Linked DNA regions of Homo sapiens: region 2 is linked to region 1. Evidence: chromatin contacts called from ENCODE Hi-C or POLR2A ChIA-PET data. All regions are on one chromosome and are shown on one strand. The core of a region is the stretch at or near the end of the contact, and the rest is flanking DNA. Distances in the headings are between cores, read along the strand shown.

Region 1 (6,383 bases), core at 1,412-3,911:
TACAAGGATCTGGAAGTAGGGAAGGATGGCCGCCTCTGAAACACACACATGGATGCAAGAGGAAGGGAACCTCGGGCTGAGGCTGTACTGAGAGGAACCTGAAAGCAGGACCAGACTTAGGGAAAGACGGCAGCAGTCACAAGGGAAGGCTGTCAGTCAGGAAACCTTAGAGGAGGAGGAGCCAGAGAGGGAAACACCGAGTGCTGGGGCCCCGCCCACTTCACAGTGCAGCCTGGAGACTCACCACCCCCCCCCCGCCCCCCCCCGGCAATTACCGTCATTCAACTAACTCACTCCCCAGCTCCTTAGCTCTTGCTGGCCCTGCAGCTGCTGCTCATCTGTCCATCCCTAAAGGTCTGTCCACAGGGGCAGGCACCACTCAGAACAGACCCTTCCACTGATCTTGCCCATCTGATGTTACCATGTTTGTTGTAAAGGAAGAGACTGGCATTCTGGACAACTGGCATCAGAGACTGGCTGACATGGAGAACCCACTCTGTGTGTGCTGAGGGCAGGGCACTCACCAGTGCAGAGGCAGAAGTGGGTGCCTGTCCTCGAGGGTTAACCCGCTTTGCCTCCCGCCCACAGCCCCTCCACCTTCTAAAAGCTCAAGAGATGATCAGACTGAAACACCCGCCCATCTTGCTGTTCTGCCTAGGCTGGAAGACCTGGCCCAGGTCATGGAGGCCCCTGCTCCACTTGCCAGATTCGCAGGAGTCTTCTGACCAGAGCTGTCGCACCTTGCTGCTGCCACTGGCACTGCTGCCATTCTCATCCTCTTGGGGGCCTTCATTGGTGCCACATTCTTTGTAGCCACCTGGGCTGTCAGCCATGAGGGAAGGACCCTCGTTTTAGTCTCGGATTGTAAGGTTTCCATCTCTGTACCTTCTCACAAAGAAGAGTCAGGGCCCAAGCTTAATGACCTGTTTTTTAATTCAGGAAGGTAAATCTCGTTCTCTCGTCACACCCGGAATTACAGGTCCATTTGTCCTCAGTGGGAGTTGATCTTTGATTCCTACAAAGAACAATAAAGTCCGGTGAATTCCCATACCTCCAGTCATCAGGCACAGTTACTGGTCGGTGCAGGGCAGGCCAGAAGTGACCAAGGCCCAAGAGACTCAGACGGCCATTCACAGGCATCAGGCAGGTGTGATTGTGGGCAGGACAGCAGCTCAGGAGAGAGCCCTCTGACCTCCCCAAAGCTGGTGCCCCCTACAGGCAGCCAAAGCCAACCAGAGATACCTCCTGCAGCCTCTGTGCTGACTGACTCAGCACAGGAGGAACGGAAGGAGGCGGAGGCCCCTAATGTTCCTTCTCATTACCACCCCAAATGCCACTGTCCTCTGGGTGCCCAGCCCATTCAATCCCTAAAATACCTCTTAATGGCCTCTCCCTCATCTGGCCAACTCGATTTCTCTACTCTTCTATGGTGGCTCAGTTAAATGAAACTGAGGGCATTTTATTTCACAATAAAGTCTCATTGGCCAACACGCCGCCCTTAAGCTAAAGATACTTCTGATTGGTCAAACTTGAAGCAGCAATAGGGGCCCGGAGGCATTAACTGTGCCAGTCTGTAGATTCTGAAGCCCACGCCAGCCTCTGATCTAGTTTGGCCTCTCTTTTCCCTATCCCAATTGTTCTGCCTCCACTCAGCAGTCCTGGAGCTCAGTCCTCACCCAGAGAGATGGAGTTGTGACTCAGAGGGCCTAGGTCTCTACCTTCCACTTAGGAATCAAGCCAGAAGCTCCTGAAGCGGAGGTTTGCCCAAAAAAAAGAGTAGTCAGCGATAGTCCTCTCTGAATCATAATTTGATAATGCATTGCTCATCCAGATGGCTGTTTACAATTTAAGAAAAAATATTACCAGGCCCTCCTCCTAACCTGCCCGGCCATGGGGCACACCTTTGCCAATGCACCTTCATTTCTGTCAAAACTCAGTGATATTAGTGACTCCTACCCCCTAAGGCGCCTCCCAAGCGCAATGCTGCAGTCTGTGCGGACAAATTTAGTTCACCCTGGGGTGCCTATTAAGTACATTTCGCAAACGAGGAACTGAGACTTAGTTAACTTGCAGAAGATCACAGAAAAGTTTGAAATCAGCTGGTTGGATTCGCAGCCAGGTCCTGCAGACTCCAGACCCCGCGCCTCCCCGCCCTACTTCTGGGCCCCAAGAGCAGGCCGCGGCAACTTCCAGAAGCCGGGTCTCTGGGGCACCGCGCTCGCGGACCGACCTCAGTCCCATCCCAGCCGCTCCCTGCCTGGGCAGAATGGGGGCCCCGCGGGAACGCGATGTGCTGCCAGTTCACAGCCCGCCCTCCCTCTGCGGGCCGGTACCCGCCGCTGGCGGCGCCGACCTGTGGGAGGCCCAGAGGGCGGGTGAGTGCGGAGCGGAAGGCGCGGGCGAAGCACCGCAGGGGCCTCGCTGACCCCGCCACACGCCGGGCAGGGCTGCAACGGCTCCTTCCGACTGGAGCGGCCGCGCGCTCCTCCGGCCGGCTACTGGCTTCCCTGCTCTCAGGTTCCCGTCTCCGGCTCTCGTGCCCCTTCTTAGCTTCCAGAGCGGAGCCGGGAGGCAAATTCCAAGCGGTTGTGGGACCCACGCCTCACCCGGAACTTTAAGCCCTGCCGTCTCGCCTGGCGCCCAAACTCTGCGGACCTCCACTGGCCGCCCGCCTCTTCCGGCCCCGCGCGCTCCGGGGTCCCGCGGGCTCCCGGCCTCGGGACACTTCCGGTCTTGGGGAACTCCCGGCCCCCTCGCAGTCCCGGCGCCCGGGACACTTCCGGCTCCCGGCAGCTGCCTCAGTCGGAGGTCCGCGGGCGCCCCATGCTGGCAGTGGTAATGCCGCCGGCTGGCATCCGGTTGGCTGCGCGCTGGGAACGCCAGCGAGGCAGCGCCACCGGCTTGAGGAGGGTGAAAGTTCAATTCTTGGCCCCTGAAGTTAGCGGAAGGGAACGGGCATGTTTTGGAAAGGCCCGCCGGGAATTCCCTCAGAAACCAGGCGAAGCTCCCTGCTGGGCCAGGCCCCCCTCGTGTGCTTGAGGAGGATGGGAGCCCGGCCTCGGTTTGTTATCCTAATTAAGTGGAAAATTAAGAAAATAATAGAATAGCGTAAGTACTAATAGTAAAATTATAGTAAGAGAAATAACAATAGCTAGAATGGAATGAATTGCTGTATTAACCAAGGCTAGAAAGAATTTCAGCCCTCCGAAAGTTAAAGCGAGGGAAGAGAGAGACCCTCTCATATTGTTTTATACTCAGTACCTGTTTTTTTTTTTTTTTTTAAAAAAAAAAGGAAGTGAAATCAAAGACAGGCAGCCCAGCGCCAGGCCCAAAACTGGACCTGGGCCTGCCTGGCCTAAACCTAGTAGTTAAAAATCAACTCATGACTTAGAAACCGATGTTATTCATAGATTCCAGACATTCTATAGAAGAACATTGTGAAACTCCCTGCCCTGTTCTGTTTCTCCCTGACCATCGGTGCATGCAGCCCCTGTCACGTACCCCTTGCTTGCTCAAATCAATCACGACCCTTTCATGTGAAATTTTAGTGTTGTGAGCTCTTAAAAGCGACAGAAATTGTGCACTCGGGGAGCTCGGATTTTAAGGCAGTAGCTTGCCAATGCTCCCAGCTGAATAAAGCCCTTTCTTCTACAGCTCCGTGTCTGAGAGGTTTTGTCTGTGGCTTGTCCTGCTACAGTCCTTGGTTCCCTGACCAGGAAGCGAGGTGACTGACAAGCCCTGTGGAGCGTCCCTGCAGAGGACTCCGGCCAGCCTGACTGACGCAATCCAAAGAGCGCTCCCGGGTAGGAAATGGCCCCGGTGGAATGCCTTGCCAGAGCAGCGCATAGCAGGCTCCCGAGAAGGATTAACACTGGCTGAACACCGGGAAGGAACTGGCACTTGAAGTCCAGACATCTGAAGCTTGTCAAGACTAGTTTTTGGAACTTGCCCCACTCCATGTGAGTGGAAGCATGGCCTGATCACCCACGGTGTGCCTGTATTGACATCTTTGTTCTGGTTTTGACTTGGCTTGACTTGGTAAGACTAGTCTTTGGAACTTGCCCCACTCCACGTGAGTGGAAGCGTGGCCTGATCACCCACGGTGTGCCTGTATTGGCACTTTTGTTCTGGTTTTGACTTGGCTTGACTTGGTAAGACTAGTCTTTGGAACTTGCCCCACTCCATCTGAGTGGAAACGTGGCCTGATCACCCACAGCATGCCTGCATGGGCACTCTTGTTCTGGTTTTGACTTGACTTGAATTGCTGGATACTTTGGTTTTGGTTTTGACTTGGCTTGAATTTTTTGGTACTCGGATTTTGAATTTCGTGATTTTGGTTTGGTATAAACGGTAAAAGTGTGTGTGCCCTCTTTACCTGTTCTTTGTCTTGTGGTATGTGTGGTGTGAGCGTGGTATTTTGTCTGGAAAAAAAAAAAAAAAAACATGGGTCAGGTGCAAAGTAAGCCCACCCCACTGGGACCTATGTTAAAAAAATTTTTTTTCAAGAGAGAATTTAAAGGAGATTACGGTGTTAGTATGACACCAGGAAAACTTAGAACTTTGTGTGAAATAGACTGGCTAGCATTAGAGGTAGGTTGGCCACCAGAAGGAAGCCTGGACAGGTCCCTTGTTTCAAAGGTATGGCACAAGGTAACCTGTAAGCCAAAGCACCCAGACCGGTTTCTGTACATAGACAGTTACAGCTGGTTTTAGACCCCCTTTCCCCCACCACAGTAGTTAAGAGAACAGCAGCATAAGCGGCTGGCAGAGCCAAGGAACGACCAGAAAAGAGAAAAAGAGGCCATCTGTACCAATTCTAAGAGTTTAGACTAAACAAGTTCTTATTAATAGCAAAGGATAATTGAAATCTCAAACTTACAAGGTTTTCAACAAAAGTGAAGTTTGCTAAAAGTTAACAGTGTAACATGTATTTTGGTAACTTCTAATCTTGTGGCCTTAGACAGTCTAGTCCAAAGACATAAAGAAAGTTCGCTTTTTTAAAAAGGAAAGAAAAGGGGGGAGGCAGAATTTATATTAAAAAAAAGTTATATGGTAAATTCTTGTCCTGAAATAAATTAACTGGTTGTTTAAAGAAAAAAAAGTTTGTTAATCAGTCAAAAAATTGAGACATGTTAAAAAATTGTCTGGGAAAGTCGTGAGAAAAAAATTATAAAAAAAAATTTTTATGCAAAAAATATTGTATAATTTAAAAGTAATGAGGCCTCCTGAGTACTATTTAAAAAAAAAAAACCAGTTCATGTGCAAGATGTATAAGAAAAGTAAAATATACCTTTGGTAAAAAAAAAAATTATAAAGGGGCATAAACGTGGATTTTTACCTACATTAAAAGGTTAAAAAAATTATTGTTTTAAAAGTTTAAGCAAGCTTTAAAACGTTAATTATAAAAAAAATTCTGTGTGTAAACATATTAGCTAAGGTTAAAAAGGTATCATCCAGTTTTTCTGTGAACTGGACATTAAAGTAAAAATGCAAGAGGTTTTTCTTAAAGCATCAACCTGCTCTTTAACAAAAATTATAAAAGGTTAAAAAGAGTCTATAAAATCTTACCTTATGGTCAAACATAAAAAATTGGATAAATATGTCTACAAGGTTTTATTAAAATTAAGTTTAACATTAATAACACACTAATATAAAGGTAAAATTTAGCTTATCTGGTATAAAAGTCATACAGGAAGCATTAGTAAATATAAAATAGTGTTTAGCTTTCTTTTGTCTAAAAACTAATAAAAATTGGTGCTAAAGGAAGCATTCATTTTACTAGAGGATCATAAAAGTTAAAGACTTAAAACAAACTTTGGCAATTAAGACAGCATACCAAGATGCAAATGCCTGGTTGAAATGGATCAAATATTCCATCTGCAGGTTAAACAAAAGCAATTAGCATGCTTGTGCACATGGCAGGCCAGAGGCCCTGATTGTCCCCCTTCCACTAAGGTGGTCCTCCAGTCGGCCAGGCATGGGCTGCATGGTAGCTCTTTTCCAGGATTCTATAGCCTGGAGTAATAAGTCATGCCAAGCTCTCTCTGCTATATCCCAAAGTCCCTGCAGGTCAGCCCCCGAGGGCCATCCAGCTTCCATCTCCCAACACTAAGTTCACTACGTGTCTCTCATGGCAGGGAGGAGACTTAGCATTCCTTGGAGACCTGAAGGGATGCAGTGAGCTTAAGAATTTTCAAGAGCTTATCAATCAGTCAGCCCTTGTTCATCCCAAAGCGGATGTGTGGTGGTATTGTGGTAGACCTTTATTGGGGACTCTGCCGAGTAACTAGAGTGGCACTTGTGCTTTAGTCCATTTGGCTATCCCTTTCACCCTGACATTTCATCAACAAGAGGAAAAAATAATAATAAGAAGAAGACATCAT
Region 2 (6,386 bases), core at 486-2,985, 380 kb before region 1:
ATGCCCGGCCACAACAGGCACTTTAGAATGCAGGCTCAGTAACCAACTTTATGAAGGGAGAAACAGAGGCATGAACAGTTGAAACTATTTCCTTAAAGACAGCCAGTTCCATCTTGCCATACAGAGTGCCCACATTTTCAGATAATCCGAAGAGGCATCACTTAGTGTCCCCAGGGAAATGAAAAACAAAAAACAAAAAACAAAAAAACCTGTAAATAGTCTGGTCATCTTCTCCTAACTATCATCTTGGACCAGATTGCATCTGGAGTACTAGTTTATTAGGCATACCCGAGACTGGGTAATTTATAAAGAAAGAGGTTTAATGGACTCACAGTTCCACATGATTGGGGAGGCCTCACAATCATGGCGGAAGGCGAATGAGGAGCAAAGTCACAAATTACATGGTGACAGGCAAGAGAGCTTGTGCAGGGGAACTCCCATTTATAAAGCCATCAGATTTCCTGAGACTTATTCACTACCACGAGAATAGTATGGGGGCAACTGCCGCCGTGATTCAGTTATCTCCACCTGGCCCTGCCCTTGACACATGGGATTATTACAATTCAAGGTGAGATTTGGGTGGGGACACAGCCAAACCATATCTGATGCCACAACAAAATGCACAAACAAATTTATTTCTGGATGGAGGTTAGAAGTCCAAGATCAAGGTGTCAGCAGGGTTGGTTCCTTCAAGGGCTGTGAGGGAAGTCTCTGTTCCAGCCCTCTCTGTTTCACTTGTAGATGGTTATCTTTGTGTTCACAAGGCATTCTTTCTGAACGTGTATCTGCATCCAAATTTCCTCTTCTTTTTTTTTTTTTTTTTTTTGAGATGGAGTTTCGCTCTTATTGCCCAGGCTGGAGAGCAGTAGTGCCATCTCGACTCACTGCAACCTCCATCTCCCAGGTTCAAGCAATTCTCCTGCCTTGGCCTCCCGAGTAGCTGGGATTACAGGTGCTCGCCACCATGCCAGGCTAATTTTTTTGTATTTTTAGTAGAGACAAGGTTTTGCCATGTTGGGCAGGCTGGTCTCGAACTCCTGCTGTCAGGTGATCTGCCTGCCTTGGCCTCCCAAAGTGCTGGGATTACAGGAGTGAGCCACTGAGCCTAGCCTCCTCTTCTTATAAAGACACCAGTTGTATTGGATTAGGGGCCAACTTAATGACCTCATTTTAACTTGATTACCTCTGTAAAGACCCTATCTCCAAATAAGGTCACATTCTGAGGTCTTAGGGGTTAGGACTGCTTCAACATATGAATACTCGGGGGAGATACAATTCAACCCATAGTATGTCCCAACTCACAATGGTGGTAGAAATCCATATGGCACATTTTCTGAAGCTCAAGTGCCAAAGACCCTACTGCTGCTGGTATTCTATCTTTCCACTGGGTCTAAGGGAATGCTTTGCTAGAAATCCCTTGGCCTTTTGAATTTGCCTTTGACATTTACTTTCTGCCTTTCTCAATATGAAATTCTGATCCCATTAAAAGTCAAAAGAGGTTTTCGAAATGACGCACTGAAGTACAGCTTCACATACTGTGGCCTATCTGTGGACAGCTATGAAACCACGGCGGCAGACCATCTGGTATGAGGCCTTTAGGAGCCAAGGACGGGGCTCAGTGGGAAGGCTTGGCCAGGGCAGCCTGCAAGCCAGGGAGGCAGGCGCTGAGAGGGGAGCAGCTTCAGGGCAGCTGGCCGGGCCAGGGAGGCAGCCACAGAGGGACCTTGTGCATGCCTGCACAGGGCCCAAAGAGGGTGGCCCTTTTCCGTCATTTTTATATATGCTGATCACAACCACAAATCCCCAGACACAAGGAAAAATATTTGAAGCCTACACATATTTGCGCTCTGAATCATTTGTCTCTTGTCTTTATTTTCCTCTCTCTCCTCTCTATCTATCCTTAAATTTTTATACTTTTTCTCTCAACAGTCCTCCTCACTTTATCTGTCTTTGCTCTAGTTGGTTTCAAGCGCCCATACATTGTGTCTTGTCTGCATTTTCCATGTTCTATTTTTAAGGTATTTTATTTTAGCCTTTTTGTCCCTTTTTTGTCCCTTTCCTAAAGCTCTTCTTGGTGCCCATTTCCCAGCTTTGGTCCTGCTCATGGCTTCTCTGTCTTAGGCCAGGGGTAGTCTATAGACAGGATGACTATACCATTTATCGTCAAACTGGGACACGTTGAAGAGGGAAAGAAGGGGCAGTTAATAATTTCCCTAAAATGCAGTCCCGAAGTGGGACTGTCCCAGTGTGGAGTGGATGCTTATTCTATCCATGGTGTGGTTTTCTGCTTTCCACAAATCTCTCTTCACCTATCAACCACTCCCTCCATTTATGTACCATTTTTTTTTTTTAAACCTTTTATGTTCTGGTCCTTCTTTTTTATTTCAACCCCAAGAAGCTTTATGTGTTCTTGTATTTCTGTCTTCTTTTATCTCCTCCTCATTCCTTCACTTTACTCTACTCTGCTCTCTATCTTGTCTCACCACTTCAATTCTTCTTCTCCCTTGATTTCCTTCTTTTGGGTACAGACTGGACTGCAGCTCACAGAGGCCATGCCTGTCTGCCATGATACATGCAGGACATAGTCCCTGCATTTCTGAAACAAATCAAGGCACAGCTGAGCACATACACACACACTTCAAAATAAGCCACCAAATGTTACAAGCTGCTTTGGGTCTCAGATGAGCCCTGAGTGGACTGTTCACCCCTTCAGCACCTCTACCCAGAGACTAGAACAATCCCTACACCACGCAAGCAGCCATGCCTGTTACTGTTACGGAGGCATGTTCTGTGTATGTGTCTAGGCTCGCACGGGATGCATTTCCTATAGGTGTACCTATGTACACTAGAGTTGAAAAATGATGAAAGCATATGACCCGAAAGACAAAAAGAAAGTGACAGGTGAGCTAACTGTGCATTGCCTTTGTTATGACTTCAGTAATCTGGATCATCTTATCCTCTAAAGAAATGTATACCAAAGGCCTAGCAATGGCTGCCATAGGTTTTTTGTTGTTGTTGTCAATTGAAACAGAGTCTCACTCTGTCGCCCGGGCTGGAGTGCAGTGGAGCAATCTCAGCTCACTACAACCTCCACTTCTCGGGTTCAAGTGATTCTCCTGCCTCAGCCTCCCAAGTAGCTGGGATTACAGGTGTGTGCCACCACGCCCAGCTAATTTTTGTATTTTTAGTAGAAGTGGGGTTTCACCATGTTGGCCAGGCTGGTCTTGAACTCCTGACCTCAAGTGATCTGCCCGCCTCTGCCTCCCAAAGTACTAGGATTATACCATGCCCAGCCTGCTATAAGTCTAACATAAGTAACAATAAACTTTTAGGCAACAAGATAGAATAAATATTTTTTTCAGTTCTTTTTAAATGTTCTCATGACACAGTCATCTGCAACTTATGGTTTATTCTGAAAAATCACTTCAATTTTCCAGATATTCCTTAGACTTAAGGTTGTGCAAGGAAGGCCTGAAACTCCTTCCCAACTTGAAAATGAGAAAGGAAGAGTATTTTCCTCTTGTAAGTCGCTGGAAGCCAGTCCACTGATACCTGAAATACTTGACAGAATGGCACTGTGTCAGCTGTCAGGAGCTGCTCTCGTCTTTTTTATTTATTTATTTACTTATTTGGGAATTTTGACCACAATTTTCTTTCTCTTTTTTTTTCAAATACTCTAAAAATTAAAGAATGAGGAAAGAAGACTGTGTCCCCACCCAAATCTTATCTTGAATTGGAGCCCCCATAATTCCCACGTGTGGTAGGAGGGATCCAGTGGGAGGTAATTGAATCATGGGGATGGGTCTCTCCCATGCTGTCCTCATGGTAGTGAATAACTCTCACGAGATCTGATGGTTTTATACAGGGGAGTTCCCCTGCACATGTTCTCTTGCCTGCCGCCATGTAAGACATGATTTTGTTCCTAATTTGCCTTCCACCATGATTGTGACACTTCCCCAGGAACTGTGAGTCAATTAAACCTCTTTCCTTTATAAATTACCCAGTCTTGGATACGTCATTATTACCAGAGTGAGAACAGACTAATACAACAGTGAAATAGATATTTTATGAACGGAAATACAGGTTTTGTTCAAGTTCTCTCCTTCCTTCCTCTCTCTTTCCCTTCCTTCCCCCTCCTCCTTTTCTTTCTTTCTCTTCCTCCTCATTCTTCACATTCTTCCAGTTTTTGTTTCTTCTCCCACTGAGATTGATATGGCTGGAAATGTGCTATTATGATTGGGCAGCCTTGTGCTTTATCCATGGTGGCCTATAGCTCTCTTGCTTATATATATCTTTTTATGAAGATCGATGGTAACAAAAAATACTTCACCCACACTCTGCTGGGAAGATGCGACGGTGGAATGGAAATATCTATCCAGAGAGCTCCCTACGACCCTAAGACTTGACAGAGTCATCCCCAGCCAGCCTGGAGCCACTGACCCACCTGTGTCTGAGTAACTGGGAAACAAGGAGTGTAGGAGTTTGAGAGTTATTTTTGTTTTTTACTTTTTTAAACTTTCATGCCTTTCCATATTTCTGCTCTTAGATATTCTGTTAAAATAAAACAACGGCTCTTTCCATGGGAGTAGTTTCTAGCTTGCTAATTCTTTTTTGAGAGAGTGTTTGCATGAGGTTTTAAGTTTTTAAAGTCTTGGCTCTTATATTTTGTAGGAGCCCTAGACTCCAGATAGTGGTCTAATAGAAAATTAGCCCTGGCTCCTGCCTCATGTCCACAGCTGATAATCTGTGTGACTTTGAATGGCCTCCTTGTGCCTCGGGCTTCTTAATTATAAACTGCCAACAGCCTTTTCCCTTCTCTATGATGCCAAGGTGGGGAGCAATGTGATCTTTAATACAAAAGGATGTTAGGCAGTAAAGTGTCTTAAAACACAGACATGGATTTCCTTTCTTCTTCCTTTGAAATATGAAGACTTTTCCTGGTTGGTTTTGGGGGAAGATAGAAATCATATATTCATAAAGGACACACCCCATATTCAGAGTTCAGAATTTGGAGTTTCCAATAATCATCTCATGCACGAGAGCTGACTCCCTCTGCTGGGGCTGCCCCACCCCCAGTTCCAGCCTTTCCTTCTTTCATTTTTATTTATTTATTTTCTTAGAGATAGATAGAGTCTCACTCTGTTGCCCAGGCTGGAGTGCAGTGGTGCAATCATAGCTCACTGCAACCTTGAACTCCTGGGCTCAAGCAATCATCCTGCCCTAGCCTCCTGAATAGCTAAAACCACAGACACAGCACCATCACGCCAGGCTAATTTTGTATTTTTTTGTAGAGAAGGGGTCTCCCTGTGTTGCCCAGGTTGGTCTTGAACTCCTGGCCCCAAGTGATCCTCTGCCTCAGTTTCCCACAGTGCTGGGATTGCAGGCATGAGCCACCACACTGGCCCCATCCTCATCTTTAAAAGCAATATTGAGAATCATCTTGTTTGGAGAAACTCTGAAACCCTACAGTGCTGAAAAGGGAGGATTGAGACAGACTGCCATTCAATTGAAGCTTTTCCTCTAATGTAGTAAGAATTTTTTTTTTCTTTTTTTCTTTTTTTTGAGAAAAAGCCTTGCTCTGTCGCCCAGGCTTGAATGCAGTGGCGCGATCACAGCTCACGGTAGCCTCAGCCTCCCAAGTAGCTGGGGCTACCACACTTGGCTAGTTTAAAAACTTTATTTTTTGTAGAGACGAGGTTTCATTATATTACTCAAACTGGTTTCGAACTCTAGGGCTCAAGTAATCCTCCCACCTTGGCCTCCCAGTGTGCTGAGATTACAGGCCTGAGCCACTGCACCCGACCCAGAAAACTTTTTTAAAAGCTTTATCTGAAACCAAAGCACATAGTGCACAATGGCAGACTCTTAGACTCTTGTTGCCCTCAGATTTTCTAAAATTGTCTTTTATCAGCATTTAAGTTTCTAACACATGAGATCACATATGTGAAAGTGCTTGTGCTTTGTAATATCTGTGATTTTACTATCTATAGCAGAATATATTAAAGTGTAAAAGTGCTCCAGGAACCTAAGAAGAGTAGAAGAAAAGCATGTTTGACCCCAGCAACTGTGCTTGCAGCCAGGCTTGAACGAGCAATCATGTGGGTGGGTTAAATTGTTTATTTTTTATTTTTGAGACGGAGTCTTGCTCTGTGGCCAGGCTGGAGTGCAGTGGCGCAATCTGGGCTCACTGCAACCTCCGCCTCCTGGGTTCAAGCAATTTTCCTGCCTCAGCCTCCCGAGTAACTGGGACTATAGGCACGCACCACCACACCGGCTAATTTTTGTATTTTTAGTAGAGACGGGGTTTCACCATATTGTCCAGGATGGTCTCGATCTCCTGACCTCAGGTGATCCACCTGACTCGGCTTCCCAAAGTGTTTGGATTA

Evidence for each region. A loop is a pair of places that touch in the nucleus more often than their neighbours do. ChIA-PET counts read pairs that join two places held with the same protein, here RNA polymerase II (POLR2A). Pooled maps may share reads with other maps.
Region 2: a loop to region 1 is called in a map of ascending aorta, with 2.5 times the contacts of the local background. The contact joins the enhancer-like site here to the promoter of CYREN in region 1. A Hi-C loop is called at or near these places in 4 of 168 maps with a recorded cell type or tissue (aorta, ascending aorta, chondrocyte and 1 more), 1 of 37 single-sample maps with no recorded cell type and 3 of 50 pooled maps. POLR2A ChIA-PET finds 5 or more read pairs at or near these places in 1 of 52 experiments (HepG2).

The regions. Positions count from the first base shown.
Region 1 is chr7:135,168,046-135,174,428 of GRCh38, forward strand. CYREN (cell cycle regulator of NHEJ) reads right to left here and starts at 2,662. Exons shown (of 4, transcript NM_024033.4): 1 at 2,607-2,662; 2 at 741-1,015. The coding sequence starts at 877. RefSeq lists enhancers at 973-1,102, 3,183-3,402 and a silencer at 2,193-2,802.
Region 2 is chr7:134,791,481-134,797,866 of GRCh38, forward strand. The region is part of intron 1 of CALD1 (caldesmon 1); the gene reads left to right. All of the region lies in intron 1 of LOC124901750 (a long non-coding RNA gene), which reads right to left. Among named protein-coding and RNA genes, the nearest start is that of CALD1, 15 kb to the left of the region's middle. Within about 2 kb of position 1,736, at least 8 of the 41 ENCODE cell types and tissues checked have a DNase peak (open chromatin) inside an H3K27ac peak, as active enhancers do; they include ascending aorta, where a contact is called at or near this core.